6 separate regions of the Homo sapiens genome follow, and all the other regions are linked to region 6. Evidence: read pairs that join two places in POLR2A ChIA-PET (ENCODE). Cell type or tissue: MCF 10A. All regions are shown on one strand.

The links. Peaks named below come from ENCODE experiments on the same cell type or tissue, not always from the same donor. Only the 100,000 strongest peaks of a DNase experiment are listed, where the experiment ranks them.
Region 1: POLR2A ChIA-PET joins it to region 6 with 11 read pairs; 4 of 35 experiments call an interaction of 5 or more read pairs at or near these places.
Region 2: POLR2A ChIA-PET joins it to region 6 with 15 read pairs; 5 of 35 experiments call an interaction of 5 or more read pairs at or near these places.
Region 3: POLR2A ChIA-PET joins it to region 6 with 53 read pairs; 14 of 35 experiments call an interaction of 5 or more read pairs at or near these places.
Region 4: POLR2A ChIA-PET joins it to region 6 with 21 read pairs; 8 of 35 experiments call an interaction of 5 or more read pairs at or near these places.
Region 5: POLR2A ChIA-PET joins it to region 6 with 24 read pairs; 15 of 35 experiments call an interaction of 5 or more read pairs at or near these places.

The regions. Positions count from the first base shown.
Region 1 is chr10:121,992,802-121,996,801 of GRCh38, forward strand. All of the region lies in intron 1 of TACC2 (transforming acidic coiled-coil containing protein 2), which reads left to right. Among named protein-coding and RNA genes, the nearest start is that of TACC2, 5.6 kb to the left of the region's middle. In MCF 10A, no CTCF peak of the experiment used is centred here; a DNase peak (open chromatin) is centred at 2,410.
Region 2 is chr10:122,017,469-122,021,468 of GRCh38, forward strand. All of the region lies in intron 1 of TACC2 (transforming acidic coiled-coil containing protein 2), which reads left to right. Among named protein-coding and RNA genes, the nearest start is that of TACC2, 30 kb to the left of the region's middle. RefSeq lists enhancers at 1,206-2,405, 1,979-2,808. In MCF 10A, no CTCF peak of the experiment used is centred here; a DNase peak (open chromatin) is centred at 2,163.
Region 3 is chr10:122,060,926-122,064,925 of GRCh38, forward strand. All of the region lies in intron 3 of TACC2 (transforming acidic coiled-coil containing protein 2), which reads left to right. Among named protein-coding and RNA genes, the nearest start is that of TACC2, 74 kb to the left of the region's middle. RefSeq lists enhancers at 2,309-2,603, 2,329-2,623. In MCF 10A, no CTCF peak of the experiment used is centred here; a DNase peak (open chromatin) is centred at 2,456.
Region 4 is chr10:121,972,399-121,976,398 of GRCh38, forward strand. NSMCE4A (NSE4A component of SMC5/6 complex) reads right to left here and starts at 2,819. Exons shown (of 11, transcript NM_017615.3): 1 at 2,476-2,819; 2 at 1,606-1,683. The coding sequence starts at 2,767. It overlaps LOC124902517 (a long non-coding RNA gene), which reads left to right and starts at 2,469. Exons shown (of 2, transcript XR_007062322.1): 1 at 2,469-3,757; 2 at 3,890-4,000. RefSeq lists a silencer at 2,221-3,020 and an enhancer at 2,458-3,253. In MCF 10A, a CTCF peak has its summit at 2,871; DNase peaks (open chromatin) are centred at 2,423 and 2,863.
Region 5 is chr10:122,049,930-122,053,929 of GRCh38, forward strand. It overlaps TACC2 (transforming acidic coiled-coil containing protein 2), which reads left to right. Exons shown (of 23, transcript NM_206862.4): 3 at 509-621. Among named protein-coding and RNA genes, the nearest start is that of TACC2, 63 kb to the left of the region's middle. In MCF 10A, a CTCF peak has its summit at 1,922 (motif pointing left); DNase peaks (open chromatin) are centred at 1,912 and 2,982.
Region 6 is chr10:122,110,851-122,114,850 of GRCh38, forward strand. All of the region lies in intron 5 of TACC2 (transforming acidic coiled-coil containing protein 2), which reads left to right. Among named protein-coding and RNA genes, the nearest start is that of TACC2, 120 kb to the left of the region's middle. In MCF 10A, CTCF peaks have their summits at 1,961 and 2,548; DNase peaks (open chromatin) are centred at 1,921, 2,521 and 2,961.

The DNA.
Region 1 (4,000 bases), 120 kb before region 6:
AAAATTAGCCAGGCGTGGCAGTGGGCACCTGTAGTCCCAGCTACTCCAGAGGCTGAGGCAGGAGAATTGCTAGAACCTGGGAGGCAGAGGTTGCAGTGAGCCAAGATCGTGCCACTGCACTCCAGCCTGGGCAACAGAGTGAGACTGTCTCTAAAAAAAAAAAAAAAGAAAGAAAAAATAGCTGAATCGAGACTTAGCATCCAGCCTTCAGAACCCTCATTCAAAACTCTCTGGGAAGCTAGGCATGGTAGCTCACACCTGTAATCCCAGCACTTTGGGAGGCCAAGGCGGAAGGATCCCTTGAGCCAAGAGTTCAAGAACAGACTGGGCAATGTTGCAAGACCCCTGCCTCAACAACAAACAAACAAAACAAAACTCTCTGGGAGGTCCTTTGGTATTACAGCATTTTAGTTATTATAAAACTCAGTCTTCTTAAGGAAGACAACTCAACTAACTTTTAAATGTGTGAAAAAAAGGAGTTGTAGTCACTTGAATTTGCACTCTGAATACTAGAATAATTTTGAAAATTAAATATTTCCGATGAAAATTAGATTACCTTTTAAATTTTCTCTGAAAAATTATACATTCACATGAGATAAAATCCCTAGACTAGAAAAGAAATATGAGAGGGAAGTCTTCCTCTTTCCCTGCTCCCGAGTCCACCCACTGTCACTAGTTTCTTATGTGAGTTTCCAGAAAGAATTATTTATATATTATAATGTAGCACATTGTATGGTTAGGTTTAGATCATTGCCTTTATAATGTAGTATTTACACATAAATGTATATCCTCCTTTCGGGGCTTTTGTTTGTTTGTTTTTTGTTTTTTGTTTGTTTGTTTTGGAGACAGGTTCTCAATTTGTCACCCAGGCTACAGTGCAGTGGCACCATCACAGCTCACCGCAACCTCAACCGCCCTGGCTCAAGCGATACTCCCACCTCAGTATCCCAAGTATGTGGGACTACAGGCGTGCGCCACCATGCCTGCCTAATTTTTTTGTTGTACTTTTAGTAGACTCTACAAGGTCCCTCTGTGTTGCCCAGGCTGTTCTCAAACTCCTGAGCTCAAGTGATTTGCCCTCTTTGGCCTCCCCAAGTGCTGAGATTATATAGACGTAAGCCACCACACCCAGCCCCTTTCTTTTTTCTTTACATAAACAATAGTATATCATACACACTGTTCTGTATCTTAATATTTTTCACTTGATGTATCTTGGAGAGTTTTCAGTGACGGTATATAAAGAGCTCCTCACCCTTTCTCCAGCCGCTTCGTTTCCCATTGTATGATTGCATCTTTAATTCCCTGGCTACTGATGAAACTGTAGGTGACATGCTGTTTAGAACTCGCCTAACTAACTGCTCATTCTCCCTTTCTAAAGGAGGCATATTGACATGTTTGAAAAGGACTGCTTGATACTGTCAGCTGAGGCTGGTGATGACCTGTCCCTATTTACTAGAAGCACTGCTAATTTTATGCCTTGTTTTTTTCTTCTTTTATGGTTGCTTTGTTTTGAAAAGTGGCTTGTCCCAGCCAAAATATAAGTCAAGTAAATCAAATTGCAGCCCAAGGTAGTTGACACTGGCTTCGGATCCCAAATAAATGTGTAGTGAGAAGCACAGAGAGCTGGAGGCTGGCGGCACCTGCAGGCTCCCTGCTCCTTATTACCCTCTCCCTCTGGGCTGCAGAGCCTTCTGGAAAGCCGCTGCCTGGCCTGGGTCAGATTGCTTACACGCCACTGCCTCCCAGGCCGGCGTTCCCAACCTTAAGCCAATGCACATTTATAGAACAATTCCATGTGATCCTGGGGAAGACAGACTGCGGGTGGAGGGCAGTGCTGAAAAGGAGCCTCTGGAAGAGAGGGCCTTCTCCCGCTTCTCTCCTCCTCCTCTCCACGCTGGGGGGATCCTGGGTGAGTGAGTCTCAGACTGAGGGCTTCTTCCTTTGAGCAACCTGTGGCTTTAAACCGGTTTGACTACTGAGATTAGAGGGATAAAAGCATTGCTTGTTTGCTTTCCTTATAAAGTGAAATTAAAGGCATATCTGTGCCTCTCCACTCCTTGTTTTTTAAGCCAAATGAACTGTACTTTTTCTAATACGTCACTGGTTACTTTTGATAGACTATGGCCCCATTAATCTAGACCTCGATCTCTTCATTTGTGAAATAAGGAGTTGCGCTGGATGATTACTGGAATTTCTTCTGGCCTCTGTTGTGATTCTGCCCATCACAAATTTTAGTTTCAAATGTTTGTGATTCTGCAGAATGATGACTTCAGAGAGAACCCCTAAGGCCCTGAGGGTTTGTAGGACTTTGTGGGAGAAAGTCATTTGAAAGCTCGTATTGTGTTGACCTTGACATGTTTGCACAGGTATTTCTCTAGACTCTCACAAGTGCCTTTCCAGGCCTGTTTCTGATGTTGTGCCTGCCAACTTGAGCCGCCGTGTGATCTTGGCAAACGCTGTGTTTCTGAGTTTGACTTGGTGTCAGTTATAACTGAATCATCAGGTTAAAGCCAAAGTTAGGCAGAATTCTAAGCCTCATGAGAGAATCCTACAGTTCAGTTAAACACAGAAGTGTGTGTGTATGTACTGTTTCATACCCTGTTCCATAAAACAGAAACGCCCCGACCAAAAGCCTTTATCCCACTGACACCACTTATAATCTATTGTGTAATATCTGCGTATGTGTGTATACAGGGGGCAAAACTCCTCCCAGTTCTAGTGGCATGGTGAGTGTATTAGTCTGTTTTGCATTGCTGTAAAGGAACACCTGAGACTGAGTAGTTTATAAAGAAAAGAGATAGTTGGCTCATGGTTCTGAAGGCTGTACAGGCTTGGCACTAGCACCCACTTGGCGTCTGCTGCCGTCTCAGGAAGCTTTCACTCATGGTGGAAGGCCAAGAGGGAACAGGCATGTCACATGGCAAGAGACAGAGCAAGAGAGATGCCAGGATCTTTTCTTTTTTTTTGTTTTGAGACAGAGTCTCGTTCTGTCGCCAGGCTGGAGTGCAGTGGCGCAATCTTGGCTCACTGCAACTTCCGCCCCCTGGGTTCAAGCGATTCTCCTGCCTCAGTCTCCTGAGTAGCTGAGACTACAGGTGCGTGCCACCATGCCCAGCTAAGTTTTGTATTTTTAGTAAAGATGGGGTTTCACCCTGCTGGCCAGGCTGGTCTCAAACTCCTGACCTCGTGATCTGCCCGCCTTGGACTCCCAAAGTGTTGGGATTACAGGCATGAGCCACTGCACCTGGCTGCCGGGCCCTTTTCATTTATATTTTTTATTTGAGATAGGATCTTGCTCTGTTGCCCAAGCTGGAGTGCAGTGGTCCAGTGTAGCCTTGACTTCCTGGGCTCAAGCACTCCTCCCACCTCAGCCCCCCGAGTAGCTGGGACCACAGGCACGCACCACCACACCTGGCTAATTTTCTTATTTTTTGTAGAGAGACCGGGTCTTGCTGTGTTGCTCAGGCTGTGTTGCTCAGGCTGAGCTCAAGCGATCATCCTGCCTCGACCTCCCACAGTGCTGGGATTACAGAAGAGAACTGCCTCACCTAGCCTCCAGCCCCTTTTAAACAACCAGCTGTCATGTGAACTAATAGAGTGAGAAGCCACTGCTTACTACAAGGAAGGCACCAAACCATTCCTGAGGGATCCGCCCCCATGACCTCCCACCAGGCCCCACTTCCAATGCTGGGGATCACATTTCAAAATGAGATTTAGAGGAGACAAACCTCCAAACTCTATCAGTGAGAGAGAAGAGGAATGAAACAGAGGGAAAAATACAAGATTCATTTCTTCATTTCATTCAGCAAACACTTATTAAGTGATGCTAAGCAGGCAGTCACCATGAGGTGTAGAATGACCACAGTGGTCCCAGGCCACATGACTGAGAGAACGAGGTCCTCTAAATCTGATGAGCAAGGCAAGAGAGGGATTGGCTTGAGGGAAAGATGTTAAGTGGACATTTCAAGAGGCTGAATCATCTAAGCAGAGACATTGATGG
Region 2 (4,000 bases), 93 kb before region 6:
TTCCCAATTGGCTCATTCAAGACATTTTGCCTAATAAGATTCTCCTTCTTAGAAAAATTCTTCTGTGGCCAGGCATAGTGGCTTATGCCTGTAATCCCAGCACTTTGGGAGGCTGAGGCAGGCGGATCGCTTGAGCCTAGGAGTTGGAGACCAACCTGGCCAACATGGCAAAACCCGGTCTCTGCTTAAAATACAAAAGTTAGTCTGGCGTGGTGGTGGGTGCCTGTAGTCCCAGCTACTAGGGAGGCTGAGGCAGGAGAATCGCTTGAACCCTAGAGGCAGAGGTTTCAGTGAGCCGAGATCGCGCCACTGCACTTCATCCAGCCTGAGTGACAGAGTGAAACTGTCTCAAAAAAAAAAAAAAAAAAAAGACAAAGAAAAGAAAAAGAAAAAGAAAAATTCTTCTGTGGTTTTTTTGAGGGGGAAGAGGCAAACAGTCTTGTCTCTCATCCCTCCAAACATTTTTTTTAACCTGGTAGTGGAATTCTTTTTTTTTTTTTAATGTAAAAGTAGACCTCATTCGTTTTATTTATTTATTTCTTCTAAAAAAAAAAACAGGATACATGTGCAGAACGTGCAGGTTTGTTACATAGGTATATGTGTGCCATGGTGGTTTGCTGCATCTATTGACCCATCCTCCAACTTCCCGCTTCTCACCCCCATCCCCCAACAGGCCCTGGTGTATGTTGTTCCCCTCTCTGTGTCCATGTGTTCTCAATGTTCAACTGCCACTTATGAGTGAGAACATGCGGTGTTTGGTTTTCTGTTCCTGTGTTAGTTTGCTGAGGATGATGGCTTCCAGCTTCATCCATGTCCCTGCAAAAGACATGAACTCATTCTTTTTTAGGGCTGCAAATTCTTTTTTCAAACAATGTCTTATGCAGAAACCCCATATATGAAACATTTACACTTGTAAAACTTCGGGTGAAATTCACCTTATATAAAATTAAACATTTGAAAGTGAGCAATTCAGTGGCATTTAGTATATCACAATGCTGTGAAACCACCACTTCTATTTAGTTCCAAAACATTTTCATCACCCTAAAAAAAAATCCTGTGCCCATTAAGCCGATATTTCCCCTTCCCCCAGCCCCTGACAACAACCAGTCTGGTTTCTGGCTCTATGAATTTGCTTAACTCTGGCTATTTCCTATCAATGGGATCGTAAAATCTATGACCTTTTGTGCCTGGCTTCTTTCACTTCGGGTGAGGCTTTTGGAGTTCCTCCTCGTTGTAGCATGTCAGTACTTCATTCCTTTTCATGTCTGAAGAATATTCCATTGTATGGAGAGACGGCATTTTGTTTATCCATTCGTCTGTTGAAACATACACACTTCTGCTCTGTTCCAACCAGAAGCGGGGCACTGAGCTCCCCCTCCTCATCTAGCTTCCTCCACCACCTCCAAGGAGCTCCTAAGGGTCCTCTGAGCTTGGTAAGATGCCTGGTCTCCGGGAAGCCTTTGATGAAATAAATGCTCATTTGTTTCCATGGAGTGGTCCTACCTTGTGGCAGGGGTAAGGCGCTTCCATTTGCCTGAAAGGCTCTGCCCTACACAAAAATAGAAACTGGTTGCATGCATGCAAAGGATGGCTGAGTGGTAATAACTGGAGGAACTGCGGACAGCCGGAGGCTGCGGGGCCGGAGGGTCTTTGGGTCGGTACTCTGCCCCACCGGAGGTCCACAGGGCCTCCTCCATCCAGGGTGGGCCGGCAAGTCTGCCTATCAGCGATCTGGGCAAGCCTGCTACTTTTTATGACCTCACTTGCCGAAACTCAAGCCACGCCTGGGTAAGTACATTCTGCACACTCCATAAACAGGTGCCAGACTGCCGCGTCATCACATTTTTGCAAGTTTTTGTTTTTTCTTTTTGTATGTGCGTTTCCACATTATTTACGGCGGAATTTGCCCAGGTGCAAACAGGAAGCCCTGGGAGCAGTTGGCTTATTTTTAGAAAGAAAGGTTTGTTCCCGGCCCGACTGCATAAAGGGCAAGAGAGAAGTGAGAGGTTCCTGGCGCAAGGCTCCTTGCAAAGGACAGTTCTGAGCTGCTAGGTGCGGCCAATCAGATGGCAGGGGCCGCTTTAGTTTGGATAAGCCTTTTCTGAAAGGAGCCCTGCTGATGTAATAACGGGGAAAATCCCTGTGTGAAAGGCCCTGAAACTGACGGGCTGGGAAACGCTGATTCCCTGTGGGCAGGAACGCTTGTCTAATTGCGACGGCCCTGCACGGCTCCTGCCCAGGTATGAAGTGCAGCTGGCTTGCACCAGTGCGAGGGCGGAGACGCGCTGCTTGAGGTGTGTCAGGGCCTCTGCTTAGAACTCGCGCAATTCTGAACGGAGGAGGAGAAAGTCCAGTTGCTGAAGGGCAGAATTTCCATGCGCCCGCAGCTTCCAAGTCCAGACCACCCCCGAATGTAAGTAGGAGGCAGAGATGTGTGCACCTTCGGTTCTGTCTTGGGAAAGCCGGAGAGGGTGGTGGTTGCAGAGTTCCCTAGAAGAGGATTCCAGACGCAGCCAGGCTTCCCTCGGCGGTTTTACAATTTACACCTCACCAGGAGTTTTGCCGGTCTCTTTAGTCTGTTTGTTTAAAAAGCTAGTTCAGATGCCTTGATTTTTAATAAGATTATTGTATTTAATTTGGTTAATGATTGTCACAAATTAATATTACATTCAACCTTATGATTCAACCTGGAAGATACAAGGAAGTTAATAACTGATAAGGCAGTGATTCTTCTAACACTCAATATTTTCTAATGAGGGATCATCTTCCAAATGAACATAAAAAATAAATGGAAGTGATTAATTTTAAATGCATGCAGATTTTTACGTTCTCTGAGCATGTGATTGTGTGTGTGTGTGTGTGTGTGTGTGTCTACAGCAAAAGGCAAGAAAGGATTAAGGTATCATATCCTTTTGATTGAAGGGTTAGGAGTGAAAGAATTGAATGCTGTGGTGACGTCACTCAGTTTTCTTAGTTTGGAGGCATTTTAATTGGGCCTGTTTGAACCACTTCCATTTTATTTTCCAGTGATGGTTCAGTACGCATAGTGCAGGGTGGCTACGCAATCAGTGTTGCTTAAATGAATAAGCAAGTCAATGGGTGAATTTTAAGCTCTCCGAGGAAACGCTATGATGAAAACCATATTTCCATGAAGAAATCTTCAATTAGAAGGCTGGAGTTTGAGGTTTATTTCCAACTTTTGGCCTCCCCAAACTGAGTCTTTGGCAAGCTCCTTACCTTTTCCAGCCTGAGTTCCCCCACTGGGTTAGACTGGTCATCTCTACGGCTCCAGCTCTAAAAGTCTATGATTCTTAAGGATTTTCTGTAATTTAGTTTTTCTAACTAGAAAAAGTGAAGGTAACACCTCTAGGCCTGAATATGTTACAGCGTCTTATGGAATTCAGTTGGATGAGGTCAATAAGTGTACTGGGCTTCTCTGTGAACTGTGTGGGAAGCACCCTAATTAAGATGATCATTAATAGGCCGGGCGCGGTGGCTCATGCCTGTAATCCCAGCACTTTGGGAGGCCAAGGTGGGTGGATTACGAGGTCAGGAGTTCAAGACCAGCCTGGCCAAGATGGTGAAACCCCGTCTCTACTAAAAATACAAAAATTAGCCAGGTGTGGTGGCGGGCGTCTGTAATCCCAGCTACTCAGGAGGCTGAGGCAGAGAATTGCTTGAACCCAGGAGGTGGAAGTTGCAGTGAGTCGAGATCGTGCCACTGCACTCTAGCCTGGGCGACAGAGTGAGACTCCATCTCGAAAAAAAAAAGGCGGGGGGGAAGAAAGATCATTAATAAACCATGTCACTAAGTGAGCTCATGAAATGATTCTAGTTGACCTGGCAGTATGCTGCCTTACATGATCTCGTCTGGTCCCAATCTCCCATTTTCCTTAGCAAGAAAGCCATTCTGCCTTGATAAAAAGTGTGTGCAGAAGTGAAACTGATTTGATGAAACAAGTGTTTAGAGTAAAAAAATAAAAACCATATGTTGTTGGAG
Region 3 (4,000 bases), 50 kb before region 6:
ACCCTGCAGGTGGAGGTTGCAGTGAGCGAAGATCATGTCACTGCACTCCAGCCTGGGCAACAGAGACTCCATCTCAAAAAAAAAAAAAAAAAAAGGGGGGGGGGCCAGGCACGGTGGCTCACACCTGTAATCCCAGCACTCTGGGAGGCCGAGGCGGGCAGATCACGAGGTCAGGAAATCGAGACCATCCTGGCTAACACGGTGAAACCCCATCTCTACTAAAAATGCAAAAAAAATTAGCCGGGCGTGGTGGCAGGTGCCTGTAGTCCCAGCTGCTTGGGAGGCTGAGGCAGCAGAATGGCGTGAACCCGGGAGGCGGAGCTTGCAGTGAGCCGAGATGGCGCCACTGCACTCCGTCTCAAAAAAAAAAAAAAAAAAAAAGGAGGGAGAAAAGAATCGAGGAAGATTCCTGAAGCTTTGGCTTGAGTGACTGGGCAGGTGGGACCATATGCTGAGATGTGAAAAGCACTAAGGTCAGGTGTGTCTGCCGAGTTCCACGGCCACAGACCTGGGCTCCAGGAGGAAATCCTACGGGTGCCAGGTGAAGCTGTCAGGACAAAGTGCCGACTATCACAGACCCGGGCTTGTGCTGGGGGAATCCCAGGAAGGCCTGGCATCTTTGAGAGAAAAGCAGAGTTCTCCTTTCTGCTTCAGGGACAGCTCATTTCCTGCTCCATGCCCAGCTCCTTAGCACCCCAGCCTTTTTAGGGGGTCGGTGTCTTAGTCCATTTAATCAACACGGGCCCACTACACACTACAGGTCAAGCTCTGGGCTGGACCAGAGGCACGAAGATGAGCAAGATGTCCAGTCCAGTCTAGAGAAACGCATGCAAATGAATAATTCTAGAACAAGCTAAATGCCCTAGGTGGGGTCTCTGGGAGCACAGGGGCGGGGAGAGAGGGGCTGGCTCTGCTGGGGAGAACCAGGAGAGGTCTCCAGGGGAGGTTTCTTGGGGCTAGGTCTTCAAAACTGAGTAGAAGTAGAGGGTTATGGGGAAAAGACAGTCCCAGGCAGAGAACAGCTGTCCCTATCGTAGATCCACAGGAAACAGAATTTTAGAAGGACTAGACACATAAACTTTAGGACATGTCAGAGCGGCTTTTTTTTTTTTTTTTTTTTTTTTTGAGACGGAGTCTCGCTCTGTCACCCAGGCTGGAGTGCAGTGGCACCATCTCCGCTCACTGCAAGCTCCGCCTCCCTGGGTTCACTCCATTCTCTGCCTCAGCCTCCTGAGTAGCTGGGACTACAGGTGCCCGCCACCACGCCTGGCTAATTTTTTGTATTTTTTAGTAGAGACGGGGTTTTACTGTGTTAGCCAGGATGGTCTCAATCTCCTGACCTTGTGATCTGCCCGCCTCGGCCTCCCAAAGTGCTGGGATTACAGGCGTGAGCCACCACGCCTGGAGTTTCACTCTTGTTGCCCAGTCTGGAGTACAATGACGCCATCTTGGCTAACCACAACCTCCACCTCCCGGGTTCAAGTGATTCTGCCTCGGCCTCCGGAGTAGCTGGGATTACAGGCATGCGCCACCACGTCCGGCTAATTTTGAATTTTTTTTTTTTTTTTAGTAGAGACAGGGTTTCTCCATATTGGTCAGGCTGGTCTCGAACTCCCGACCTTAGGTGATCCACCTGCCTCGGCCTCCCAAAGTGCTGGGATTACAAGCATGAGCTACTGTGCCAGGCCCAGAGCTTCTTTACATCTGGGAGATAGGAGGTGTAGCATAATATTAAGCTCAACCTCTTGGCTTTTTCAGAAGACAAACTCCTAGTTAGAACAAAAACATCTTTGGTGTGGATAGCAGCAACTATGGGGAAGGGTTTAGAAAGATGGTTTGAAAAAATGAACTAAATGGGCTTTAAATGGAAGGCCAGGATGTTTCTTACTCCTCCGTTTCACTGTCATTTGTGGAATCGGTCTGCTGCAGGCTGGGCATTGGGCCTAGGGCTACACACATCACCTCACCCGGCAGCTCTGTGTGGATGGCTGTAGATGACCCAAGGGGGCCTTATGAGGAAATCAGGGCTCAGAGAGGTTAAGGAACTTGTTCTAGGTCACACAGACAGAATGTGGCAGGGCGGGGACTAGAACCGAGGCTGGTTTGATCCACCTGAAACCCAGACTCGTAACTGACTCTCACAGGTGTCTGAAGTGTTTGTGTTCTGGTCTCCATATTAGAAAGTGAACCTTGGTCAATCCTTAACATTTAGTTTTCCTATAAACAGGGTCAGTTCTTAGCAGAAAAAAGAAAAATCAGAAAGATCTAAGCTGTGTTTTGCACATCGGCCCGGGCCAGCTCTTACAGACAGAGCCCTGTATTTCCCAGGCGGCCTGCTCTGTTCCTTCCAAACTTGGGAGGACTCTAAGATCAATTCCCAGGCTCCTGCCCAGCCAGGGTGTGTCGGGCAGAGCGCAGAGCAGCCTCCGCCCCTCCTTGTCCTGCTTCTGACTCATTATTTATCTTTGGCAGGAAGTAAACACAGAAAGGAGAGTGGGAGGGAGAGGAGGAGTGAGCTCCTGACTTTTGACGCTGGCTGAAAAGGAAGATCATGTGCTGAATTAGGTGTGTGTCTGTTTTCTGCTCCTCTGGTTTCAACAGAGCATTTGAGGCTTTAAACAACAGGGGAAGAGGAGTATTTTTCCATTAGGAGATAATACCCATTTATTGTAGCAACTTGGAACATAGCGAAGAGTGCAGAGTGGAGAGGAAAAAATCACCAATGCTCCTACCATATGCAGACAATGGCTTTCAAAATATTAGTGTTTTCCTCACACTCTTCTTTTTTCTAGTTCTTTTCTTTATTGATTGTGAGATAGCTATATTTTGTTAGGTGGTATATTAAGTGTGCATATATATTATAAAAACATATTCAAATTATATATTATACATATATATTATATAATACACACACACACACACACACACACACCCTTAAAGAAATGTGTGTGTGTGGTCAGGCGTGGTGGCTCACTCTTGTAACCCCAGCACTTTGGGAGGCCGAGGCAGGTGGATCACTTGAGGTCAGGAGTTTGAGACCAGCCTGGCCAACATGGTGAAACCCCGTCTCTACTAAAAATACAAAAATTAGCCGGGCGCGGTGGTGTATGCCTGTGGTCCCAGCTACTTGGGAGGCTGAGGCAGAAGAATCGCTTGAACCCAGGAGGCAGAGGTTGGAGTGAGCCAAGATCATGCCACTGCACTCCAGCTTGGGTGACAGAGCGAGACTCTGTCTCAAACAACAACAAAAAGTGTGTGTGTGTGTATATAATTTTTATATATGTATATGCACTTTAAAAATAATTAATAGGCTATTTTCAGAACAGTTTTAGGTTACCGAAAAATCGTGTAGCTATTACAAAAGAGTTCCCATGCACACTTCCCTCCTCCATACAGTTTCCCCTATTATTAACACCTCACATTAATGTGGTATATTTGTTTCAACTAATGGGCCAATATTGATACATTATTATTAACTAAAGTCTATACAGTAAGTTCTCCCTCAGTGTCATTAATATGTTCTTAGAAACTGCAATTTTAAGTGAAATGATGTATAATGAGACCAGTCTTTTTGTCATCATTTTACTGAAACTACATTGAACAAAACCACATTATTGGAGAGCCTACTCTATAACTATTTGCTCAAAGTTGCAGTTTCCAAGAACCACTGGACAACATTGAGGACTTACTATCGTTTACATTAAAGTTCAGTTTGTGTTGTACATTCTGATGAATTTGACAAATGCATAAGGTCATGTATCCGTCATTATGATATTAGTTTCACTGCCTTAAAAACCCCTTAGGCTCCACCCATTCCCCTCCCTCCATCCTCCCACATTCTTGGGAATCACTCTCTTTTTAGTGTCTCTATAGTTTTGTTCTAATTCCTTTTTTATTGGTATCAGATACATACTGTGAGTTGTCTGAATTTGAGAGCTTGATGAATGCTTATAGTCCTGTATAGATCTAGGTCATTTTCATCATACCAGATTGTTCTCTC
Region 4 (4,000 bases), 140 kb before region 6:
ATCCCTTCTTTATCTCCCATGAGTATCCTGTGCCTGCCTGCCCCACTCCCTTCCCCTTTCATTTATTTATTTATTTTACAAACTGAGACCATCAAATCCATGAATGCCAGCATCTGTTGTTTGCTGAGCAACTCCTAGGGCTCCAATGAGTGAATAATTTTGCTCTAAAATATTGCTTTAAATACTGGAAATAGCTGAGGGGGGAATGATGTGGGGATAAAGAACTGACTAGATGCACAGTAAATATCAAGGGAGTAATTGAGTCAAGTCAAGCAAGACTAACAGTAAGGAGACTGGGAGTCCAGGCTGCGAAGGGAAGACAAAACTTAAGAGGGTAGTAGAGGGATTTAACCAGGTGAAGGAGAAACACCCGGTTCCTGAAGGTTTTGATGAGAGTTAGCAAATGCGGTAGACTAAGATGGGGAATGGTAAGGAGGCTGTGGTCAAAGAAATTGGAGAGCATATATAAAGTGATAAAAGGAGACATTTAAAGAACTAGTCATCCTCAGCAATGACTAAAAATATACGTTCTAGTCCTTTAAGAATATGAGGAACCAGCCGGGGGCGGTGGCTCATGCCTGTAATCCCAGCACTGTGGGAGGCGGAGGCAGGTGGATTACCTGAGGTCAGGAGTTCGAGACCAGCCTGGCCAACATGGCGAAACCCGTCTCTACTAAAAATACAAAAATTAGCTGGGTGTGATGGAGCACACCTGTAATCCCAGCTACTCGGGACGCTGAGGTAGGAGAATTGCTTGAACCTGGGAGGTGGAGGTTGCAGTGAGCCGAGATTGTGCTACTGCACTCCAGCCTGGGCAACAGAGACTCCATCTCAAACCTCAAAAAAAAAAAAAAAAAGGATATATTTGGCTGCATTCTCCCCTATGTTCCCACAGACCCGTCAGAGAGGGCTGGAGGGGACAGTGGTCTGGGTAGTAGTCCTGTGGCTCTATGACCAAGTACCCACATCAGGGAGTACCCCTCTGTCACCAAGCAGACAGACAGCTGCTACCAATACCACTGCCTCTGCTTTCAATTCAAACTAAGGTTATTTTTTAAAGCACCCATGGCCTAGAGTTCAGTGCTCTGGGATCTCTCTCACTCACTCACTCACACACAACACACCCCAGACTGGAGACCAGCAGGTACACTTGCAGGCTTTGCCACCTCCATTGTGTTACACGTGGACCAATAGCAGGGAGCTGAGGAAGGCAAAACAGAATGGGACAGGAAAAGAAACAGGATTTCAGAGGCTAGCTCAGTTCTGTAATTCATCCACTCAACCAATGTATACTAGGGATACGGCAGTAAACACAAGAAAAAGAAACAAGATAACACATGTAACGTTCTCAAACTTGAAGAGGCAACAGAATCAACTGGGGGCTTAACACAGACTGCGGAACCTACCCCCAAATTTTCATGTAAAGCCCTTATTATATGGTAAGTGCATAATAAAAATGGCATTATTGCTATAATGAAACGGTTCCCGAACTGGGAAAGCACTATTACAAATGTGGGAATTGTTTTATGTCAATAATTTGGCGCTTATGTAACACTAATTAAAAGTATCATAAAACACGAAATAACATATAAAATAACAAATTACCTTCATTAAACAGAGTGTTAGCCTCTTCAAGGACCTCTGTTAATTTGTCACCGGCATTCAGTATGTCCTCACGGTTTTCTATTTTTAAAAATACAAACTTTGGGAAATTTGTTCAGCATTCACTAATAAGCAGTTGACAAGGTTATCACCTGCAACAGTAAAGCCAAGCCCCGGCCCCTGCGCTCTGAGTAATTACTTCGAACATCTTTATCTTTTTAACCAAAATGACCCGGAAAAGGAGAAAGGCCACCCTACCCTTTATGCAGCATGAATTTTAAAAGGAAACCCTAGCTCCCTCTAACCTTAACCCAAAGGGCTGGACTCCGGCTGCAGCCTCTGAGTGCTCCATAACTGAGTGGTTCTCAAACTTTGCAAGCAATACACACCATCACCTGGAGGGCCACTCCACAGTTGCGCGGACCCACCCAGAGATTCGAATTCCGCGGGTCCGGGTGGGGTCCGAGAACGTGCATTTGACAGCTCTCGCGTGCCGCTGCAGCTGCAGCTGCCGCTGCGAGGCCGGGAGCCCACGCCGAGGACTGCCGGGCGCAATCAAAGCACGCGGAGTCCGCGTCCTGCCTCTCCCCACTGGCTGGCTGGGCTCGGGCGAGTCCGCGAACGGCTCTGGCCTCCAGCTTTTCCAGCCCGCCACTCGGGGACCCGCGCCAAGGTCGTACGGCTCCAGCCACAAAGTGGGAGCACTTTGTCAACAATTTAAGGTGCGGCGAGGGGCTGGCACCCGGCGCGTCTCTACTAACGCCGCGCCGGGCCTCCGCCCGGCACCTGCCTCCGGTGCCCTCCCCCCGCGCCCGGCGCAGGGCGGGGACAGCGGCCCGTCCGGGCCCGCGCCGCCCGGAGGCGCCGCCTTACGTTGGACGGAGTTGATGAGCGCCCGGTACTGATGGCGGATCTGGCGGCACAGGCCTTGGTCGGCCTCCGCCTCCAAGCTGGCCGGGTCCATCATCTCGTCCCCGGAATCCGACGGCTCTGTGTCCTCCAGGCTCGGGCGCTCTGGGGCCTCTCTGCGCTCCCGCGCAGAGCCGCGGCGGGACCTGGGCGACAAAGGGGACCGCGAGCGGGAGCGGGAGCGGGTGCGATCCCGATGCGGGTCGCGGCCCCGGCCCCGGCCCTCTGGCCCGCGGCCGCTGCTGTCCCCAGACATAGCGCCAATTCACCGTGCAACTTCGGAACGGCGGAAGTTCGCGCCAGAAACTGAAACCCCTGCTCTGCGCCAGCGCCTGCTCCCGGCGGAACGCGGCTCCCGGGCCCGCGCGAGCGCACAGCGACGCCTGTGGCTGGAGGCCGGCGACGGGCCCGGCCGGGTCTCCAAGGCGCCTGGGGGGACCGCTGGGTGCACAAGAGGGGCCTGGCGGGGATCCTTTGTTCCCTTGACAAGAGGTGTAATGAGCTCTTACTCCACACTGCAGGGCTGTGAGAATCTTGGTTTTCTGCCCCTACTTTCCCACCCTCCTGGACCTGCATCTTCCCTAGGTCCCTTTGCCTGCCCAGGACACAGCCGCAGCCTGGCACCCACATGGGCACGCAGTCCATGTGTGTTGAACGAGCTTCCTGCTGTGGAGCAGGATGAGCGCGGGATGTGGAGTCCAGACGCGGTCTGCTGCTCACCTGCGACCTCAGTTTCCCTGTGCCATCATGGCTGGGGTCGGGGGGGTGGGGAACAGGGGTGGGTGGATGAATCAAATATTTATGTGCAGCTGGCAATACCATTTTTTGTGAGGATAGCAGAACAAATTAACAGGTAAACATCCTTCTAAATATCTACAACAGAATGTCACCAGAGCACCAGGGTTTTGTTCTAGGACCCGCTGCCCCCTCACAGAAATCACTGAGAAAACCATTATTACCAAGGAAGAAGGCTTTAGTAGGGTGCTGCACTCAGGGAGTTGGAAGCTCAGTCTCAAATCCATTGCCCTGACCAACTAAAATTAAGGGTTTATACAGTTGCAGGGAAGCAATGTAACAATGTATGGGAAAAGAGGAACTCGGGAGGGGGAAGGAAGCTATGGGGATGCATGAGGGGCTTGGCATCTCATTGTCTGGAATGCGGTGATATGGCGAGTTTCAGTTTTTTGATACTTTTTGAGAGGCTCTGGAGGTCCTTTCCTGAGGAAGGAACTCAGATAAAACAAAGGTAAGTTTCAACCTTAAGACTAGAAATGATAATTTCTAAGTTTATTAAAAAAATAGTAAACAGTCTATGGGATTGTTGGGTTGATTTTAATGACAGTCTATGTTCACATTTGATTTTTTTTTTTTTTTTAAGACCTTGCTCTGCCGAGGCTGGAGTACAGTGGCACTATCTTGGCTCACTGCAACCCCATCTCCTGACCTCAAGTGATCCGCCCACCTCGGCCTCCCTAAGTACTGGGATTAC
Region 5 (4,000 bases), 61 kb before region 6:
GGATCCCAAGTGGTTGGGTCCAGATTTCTAAGCGTTCATGGTTTTCTTCTTCCGGTTAGTTTTTTTCCCTAGGTTTCCAGCTGAATTCTGGTATGTGAAGCCATCGGTGGTGGCGGGAGGAAAATGTGTTTTCATCTCAGGAGTGCCACAAACAAATTGGACACTTTCAAGTCTTAGTTTAAATGCTCCACTTCTCCTAGGGAGCAAGTGACCCCAAAGTGTGGTAGGTGTCCCCAGTTTTGGTTTTTCTACTAAAGCATTCAGTTGGAACTGCTTGTTTGACTTTGTTTCTTCCCCACTGGATGAGAGCAGCAGCCACCTTTGCTTCGCTGCCATATATCCTCAAGGCCTAGCTCAGTGCCGCACATAGTAGGTGTTTCGTTGGACGGCAGAGCAAGTGAACAACCTTACCTTGAATGCTGTGGTGGGTGCCCTGTTGATAAATGTTTTTGTGTTTTCAGAGACTCCTATCTGATTTCCTTTCCAATTTCTTTTTCTCCTGGCTCAGAGGACTTTATCAGCTCAGACTCCAAGGTCCGCGCAGCCACCCGGGAACAGTCAGAATATAAAAAGGAAGCAGCAGGACACGCCCGGAAGCCCTGACCACAGAGACGCGTCCAGGTAGGAGGCCAGCTCTGGAGGACTGATGCAGCCCAAGGACTGCCCCGCTCATTGCCTGCTCCAGCATTAGCTTTGCCCCATTTGCTTTGGAAACTGGACCCTTAGACACATGGTATCGTCCTCAGTGGTGAGATGTTCCAAGCAGTGGTTCACAGACCTCTCTGTGACTGGCTAGGCCTGCATGATTGAAAAATTCATCCTGATTGCCTGCCCAAAGATGAAATTAGTAATTATAGACTTCCATTCCAGCCACACTCCAGAGTATCTTCATTGTCAGAACTTAAAATGGAAAACATCAAGGGTTCCCAGGGGTTTATCAGTGTCTAATCCGTGGCTAAGTGGAGTCTGTAACTCAGTGTGGTGGCCATTGCGGGCACTGGACCATGAAACAGAGGACTGAGAACACAATTACCAAAGCCACCCAAGCCCTTTGTCCCAGGGAGGCTGGTGGATGAATCCCAGAAACCAACTGTGGCAGTGGGATGTGGCCAGTGCGGGGGTGGCCCATCAGTCACTTCCTTTTTTTTGAGATGGAGTCTCATCCAGGCTGGAGTGCAGTGGCACGGTCTCGGCTCATTGCAACCTCTACCTCGTGGGTTCAAGCGATTCTCCTGCTTCAGCTTTCCGAATAGCTGGGATTACAGGAGCCCGCCACCATGCCCAGCCATTTTTTGTATTTTTAGTAGAGACGGGATTTCACCATATTGGCCAGGCTGGTCTCTAACTCCTGACCTCAGGTGATCCACCCGCCTCAGCTTCCCAAAGTGCTGGATTATAGGTGTGAGCCACCATGCCTGGCTGGTCACTGGCTCTTGTTATGAGCCACAGCCAGGCCCTAGGGCTCCCTGCCGGGGCTCTCTCCTGGGCCTCTCCCCATGTTGGCCCCACACTCATAGTTTTAGGGGATACAAGCAGTAGTCCAGCAGACTCGAGCACCTGGTGTCCAGCATGGACACAGGCCAGGCACGCTGGGGGCACTTAATAACTGCTCGTGGGTTCAACTCGCAAACAGGCCATGGATTTGGTCAGAAAAACCCTGCAAAATTGGAGCCCAGCTCTCAGGAGTGTATCATGACAGGCCTTAAGGGAAGCAAATGAGCAGGAACTCTGTGGAACAAAAATGCAAAATGGAATGATAGGCCCCTGTCATAGACAATGCAACTTTGACTCACATGCTACTTCATAGCTTTGCAAAACCTTGAGACTCAAAGTGACTTTTTTTTTTTTTTTTTTTTTTTTTTTGCTTTGGGTAAGTCAGAGCAACCCCTGGTGGCAGGAATTTTCATGCCTGGGGCATGGAAGTGGGTGGCTTGGGCTATGTGGCTTTCCAGAGGAAGTACTTGGGGCATCTTGGCAGGAGCTTTGGATTTCTTTAGGGAAATGGCAATCAGATGGGGCAGAGTGTTTTTTGCTGAGGGAATCAGAATGATCCCTCAAACAGCACCTTTGATCTCTATTCTCTGCTAAAGATGGTGCTTCCTCTACTTCCCCAGACCCCCGTGTCTGTTCCATTTCCATGAATTTTTCATCAGGGTCACAGGACAAAGGTTTTAGTCTTTGGTTCTAATGAGACCTCTGACTTGGCTCTGGATGACTATGAAACTAGTGAATGCATTTGTCTTTTCTGGAATCCCACACAAGGGAAGCCACTGTGGCTGCTGAGGCCCAGGGTCCAGCTCTTCTCTTTCCCTCTTGGTGAGGTCCTGGGATCTCCTGAGGCCTGGGAATTGCTCGAGGCCTGTGTCACAGCTGGACTGAAGAGTAGCAGCAGCTCAAATGTCTTTTGTTGCTTGTTCCCCAGCTTTAGTCAATTATTATTTTTCCCTTGAAGAATTGCCTCTCGTTGGCATGCAAATTGAGCATAAAAGAGGTGCCCGTAATCCCAGCACTTTGGGAGGCCGAGGTGGGTGGATCACGAGGTCAGGAGATCCAGACCACCCTGGCCAACATGGTGAAGCCCCGTCTCTACTAAAAATACAAAAATTAGCCAGGCGTGGTGGCGTGTGCCTGTAGTCCCAGCTACCCAGGAGGCTGAGGCAGGAGAATCGCTTGAACTCAGGAGGTGGAGGTTGCAGTGAGCCGAGATCGTACCACTGCGCTCCAGCCTGGGCGACAGAGTGAGACTACGCCTCAAAAAAAAAAAAAAAACAAACAGGTGCCTTCCAAGAACACACTCAAAAAAGCAGCTTCCTGTTCACAATTAAAAACATGATTCTCCTCTATAAATGTGTGTGTGTCTATAGTGCAGGGCCCTGTACTAACTCAGAAACCATCTATCGAGAAGGAACAGGCCCTCCTACTCTGCAAGGGCTGACAGTGAGTCCATCGCTCCTGACGGAGCAGGGCTCCTGTGTGCGGTTTCAGTGAGTCACCTGTCCTTGGCGTCACCAACAAGGATAAAGAGCATTTATCATTCATTTTGCATATGGGTTCCAGACACTATGCCAAATGCTCTGTGTGTGCAATAGATCATTGCATTTTTTTTAAAACCTATTCGGTTCTGATCCTGAGTCCTTACCTGCCAGGCTGGTGGGTATGCCAAGTGTATTAGTCCGTTTTCACACTGCTGATAAAGATATACCCAAGACTGGGCAATTTACAAAGAAAAGAGGCTTAATGAAGAACTTACAGTTCCACGTGGCTGGGGAAGCCTCACAATCACGGTGGAAGGCAAGGAGGAGCAAGTCACATCTTATGTGGATAGCAGCAGGTAAAGAGAAGAGAGCTTGTGCAGGGAAACTCCCGTTTTTAAAACCATCAGATCTCGTGAGACCCACTCCCTATCATGAGAACAGCTTGGGAAAGACCAGCCCCCATGATTCAGTCACCCCCCCAGGTCCCTCCCGCAACACGTGGGAATTCAAGATGAGATTTGGGTGGGGACACAGCCAAACCATTATCACCCAGGGCAGCCATCCTTGGGACTTCTCTCTCCAGAGCCTGGTGCATTGAGACCATCATCCATTCCCTCCCCAACCCCAGCACCTTCCCTGTGATGCCAGTGACCACACTGCCCCTCAGGCTGAGGGACTGTGCTGCTTCTCCACAACCGTAGGCAGGAGGAAATCTTTGGCGAGGCTTTGGGAGCCCATGACCGCTTCCTCGAGCACCCTCCCTGCTCATTCCCCTCTGAACCAGAGGACACGGTCTGGAAGTAGAGAGGGACTCTCAGAGGTTCCCCACTGTTCAGGGCCCTTTCTCTCCACTCTCAGGCGCATTGGCCTTGAGGCATCTGTCCCTTGGCCTCATTGGACAACCAGCATTTTCTCTTCAAAGGATGTAAGTTTTTACAAAAGGTGGGAAGACGCATTGACCTGCAACTCTTTCTGTTTTCTACTTGGAAAAATCCAGAGGCAAAAAACACAGAAGGGCCTGCAGT
Region 6 (4,000 bases):
TGAAATGTCTAACATGGGTCTCACTGAGGTAAAATCAAGGTTTCGGTAGTGTTGTGTTCCTTTCTGGAAGCCCTCGAGGAAAAATCCACATTCGTGCTTTTTCCAGCTTCTAGAAGCCACTCACATTCCCTGGCTCGTGGTCCCTTCCTTCATCTTCAAAGTCAGCATCTTCTAATCTCTCGCTCACTGTGCTTCCATAGCCACATCTCTTTCTCTGACTCTCTTCTTCCTCCTCCTTCCAATTAAAGGACCTTCATGATGACATTGGGTCCACCTGGATACTCCAGGATAGCCTCCCTACTTTAAAGTCAGGTGATTAGCAACTTTAATTCCATCTACAACCTTCATTCCCCTTGTCATGTAACTTAACATATTCACAACTCCAGGGATGAAGATGTGGCCATCTTGCCGGGGCCTTCCTTTTGCCAACCATACAGACCTACCAGTAGATTTCGAAACAGAGTGGCACCTTCCTCTGTCTTGAAGGATGTGCATCTGTCAACTGGGAGGGGCTGTTTCACATGAACGGGATGGCACCTCAAGTTCATCTTAGCTCGTTGCCCAGTTGAGGTGCTGGAGCTTACATGGTGGTGAGTGGTGTATGTTTTTACCACAAATGGATATGACCCACAGGGCACAAGAACCTTTTGTTTTTGTTTGAGACGGAGTCTCGCTCTGTCGCCAGGCTGGAGTGCGGTGGTGCAACCTCGGCTCACTGCAACCTCCGACTCCCTGGTTTAAGCTATTCTCCTGCCTCAGCCTCCCGAGTAGCTGGGATTACAGGCACACACCATCATGCCCAGCTATTTTTTTTTTTGTATTTTTAGTAGAGACGGGGTTTCACCATGTTGGCCAGGATGGTCTCAATCTCCTGACCTCGTGATCTGTCCACCTCGGCCTCCCAAAGTGCTGGGATTATAGGGCACAAGAACCTTGAAGACTGGGCATTTCCATTCTCTCTTCACCGACAGCAGATGGTATACATTTAAACTAGCCTATTTGGGTCTCAGTTATCATACTTGTAAAATGGACACATTAATACGATACGAGGAAACCTGTGATAAGCATGTGAACAAGGAATCTATTTAAGTTTCCATAAAAAATGTGACTCTTAGAAGCACTGCGTTATTTAAAAAACAATATTTTCGCAGAAGGCAGTAACAGTCTATTTCTTTATTCTACAGAGAATCCTCATTAGGGGCTCGTAAGATCTGTTTCTTTAAGAGGAGGAAAGGAAGTGCTGAGTAATTTCTGAGTCTCATGCCCTTTGGTCCCTGAGTATATAATCTATAGCAGTGCTTTCTGTGACACTAAAAATGGGAAGCCTGCTGTCTATATATAGTCACGGGCTCTTCATGATTGGGGCCTAGCTGCAGAAATTTCTAGAGAAAAGGTGATATGCCATGGTGTTGGCAGGTAAGCACCACTTCTGGGTGTGAGGTCCATGTCAGTGAAGGAGTTAGTTAGGCCCTTAAAGGAAAACAGACCTCACATGCCAATAGATACATAACTCCTAGAAATATGGCAGCTGGAATTGGTTTGGATTTAGCCTCTGCCGACTTCAGAGTGTGCAACAGCCAAATAGAACGCACGTCAAGTTTTGCAAACTGTCCAGCACAGCCCGCGCTGTTTCTGTGGTTAAGCGCCATTAATACCACACAGGTGAAGAAAAAAGGGCCGGAATTTGGCTCCAGGAACAAGCGAGGCACCATTTCACCCCCAGCTTCTTTCTGAGGCTCCTGGGTAGCCTCAGGCGGGCAACGGCCCCGCAGAGGAAGCGCGGGCCGCCTGGCCGGTACTTGACCTTCCCAGTCCGTTCTCACGCCACAGCCTTCCCGGCGTTGCCATGCGTAGTGGGAAGGCCGTGGACAAACTAAGAACAGTAACAAGTTGTCATGACTCAGAGACTCCTGGAAGTCTGCAGCGCCTCCAGGAGCAGCGGCCGGGCTGTGCGTCCATCGGTCCGTGCGTCTCTCGCCTGCCGCTCTGCGGCCGCGGGCCCCTCGGTGCGTCTGGGCGCGCCCGGCCCCGCGCATTCCTGGCCGGGGAGGAGAGCGCGGCGGGCGCCCTGCGCGAGCAGCTGGCCGAGCGCTGCCCCGGGTCGGAGAGCCCAGAGCTGGGGGAGGAGCCTGGCCCGGCAGCCGCCGCTCGCCCAGTCATTGGCCTTTTGTGCTGCAACTTTTCCCGAGCCTTTCGGGGAGCCACGCCGGCCCTGCGCCGTTGTCCCGGGAAACTTTGCGTCCCAGGGCCGCACCGGACCGTGGTGACCCCACGCGCCGCGCCGCCACCGGGCTCGGAAAACCCAGCGCCCCCGGGCTCTTTGGCAGTTGCGACTCCGAACGAAGGCGGCTCCGTGCGGGCCATCCCCTATCTCCCCGGGCGGGTAAGTGCCGGGGCCACGGGCGGGCGGCCGGGGTCAGAAGATGGGCGCCCGAAGGACCTTGGCCCCCAGACAAAGGCGTACTGGAAGTGGCCAAAGCTCATTTCGGCTTTCCCCGGCAGGGACTGGCCGAGGGTGGAAAAGTGGCTAACTGCACATTCGGTCCCCTGCTGGCAGAGGAGTGTGGCTGCGGGGAAACCGCGGGCCCCAGAGTGTCTGCCCAGGAGCCTGGTTCCCTTGAGTGGGAGCGCGGGGGTCAAAGCCCGTGGTTCGGGGCGCGCGCCAGTGGCTGGGATTCCCGCTCGCGGTTGGGGTCCCCGCGCGTGGTTGTGGTTGGCGCCCGTGACCAGGCTCCCTGCCAGGGTTGGGGTCCCGCCCTTGGGGGCCTCCGCGCCTTCCCACCGGGCTCTTTCCCAGCTCGTGTGGTCCTACTGGGTCGCGTGGGGGCATCCCCGGCGGGCCACGACGGCGCGTGGACTAGCCATAAAACTCTGCGCTGGATTTCCTCCGAGTTTGGGACTTTTAAATTCTCGAATAGTTACGTCAGCAGGGCCGAGCGCACTTCGGGGATCCGGCGCAACACGTGACCCGCCCGAGCGTCCCCTCCGCGTCCTTGGCTCCCGCCGCAGAGTGCGCCTCTGCCTCGGGGTGTCCTCGAAATCCAGTGTCGGGGCGCTGGGATTTGCTGCCCAGGCTCCGAGCGCCGAATACACCACGCTGTGGCCAGGTGTCCTCTTCAATCCTGGTCTTTTCTTAAAATGGCTTCATCATCATCACTGTTACTGTTGTTGCTATCTTCAGGCTCTGTCAAATGCTGGGACAGGAGAATGTGATAGCGGGTTGAAATACAGCTGAAATAGACATTGTGGAGGGGAAATGGAAGCGGGGCCTAAGGAGGGGCGGCTGGAGAGGATGGGGGGCCCTCGTGTCACAGGACGTGGGACATTGAGGATCCTAGGGCAGTTTCCTGTGCTATGCCAGAGGAAGGTGCGGCTCTGTTACCGGAGAGAACTCTCCCCATTCTTACTTCTCTGATTCCTTATTGAGGCCACATTTTAAAAGCCGTTTCCATGATATCTGGAAATGACTTTTTTTCCGGGACTGTGACGTGAGGCAGTGTTTGGTCTGTGAGATGCACGTGCAGATTAACAGTTGAATCTTAAGCAGTGTTTTTAGGGTTGACAGTTGATGGAACTTAGAGGAAGGGTTTTGTTGAAAATTGCACAGTGAGTTCCCTCCCGGAGCAGCTGGCTTTCCCTTCTCAGGCCAGGCGGGAGGGCCTCCTGAGAATGGGACCAGTTGAGCCAGGCGGGTGAGTGGATTCCCACGGGGCTCTTTCTCACAGGCTCTGCCTGGGACTAATTCTCCGGGAAGGAAATCGGAGCAGCAAATAGGCCAGCAGCCACCCTCCTTGTGCAAATGCCACAGCAACTCAGCTACCCAGAGTCACTAGTCTCTCATCAAAAGTTACATCCCAAGCCTCAGAAGTGTGATCATGGAATATGACCTGCTTGTATTATAGTTATTCATATACCGGTGTTATGGAACTGCCTTATGGAAATCTTCAGGTCAAATGCTGCCGCCTCTGTGGAACCTAGACAGGATTAGCCCCTTGTCTCT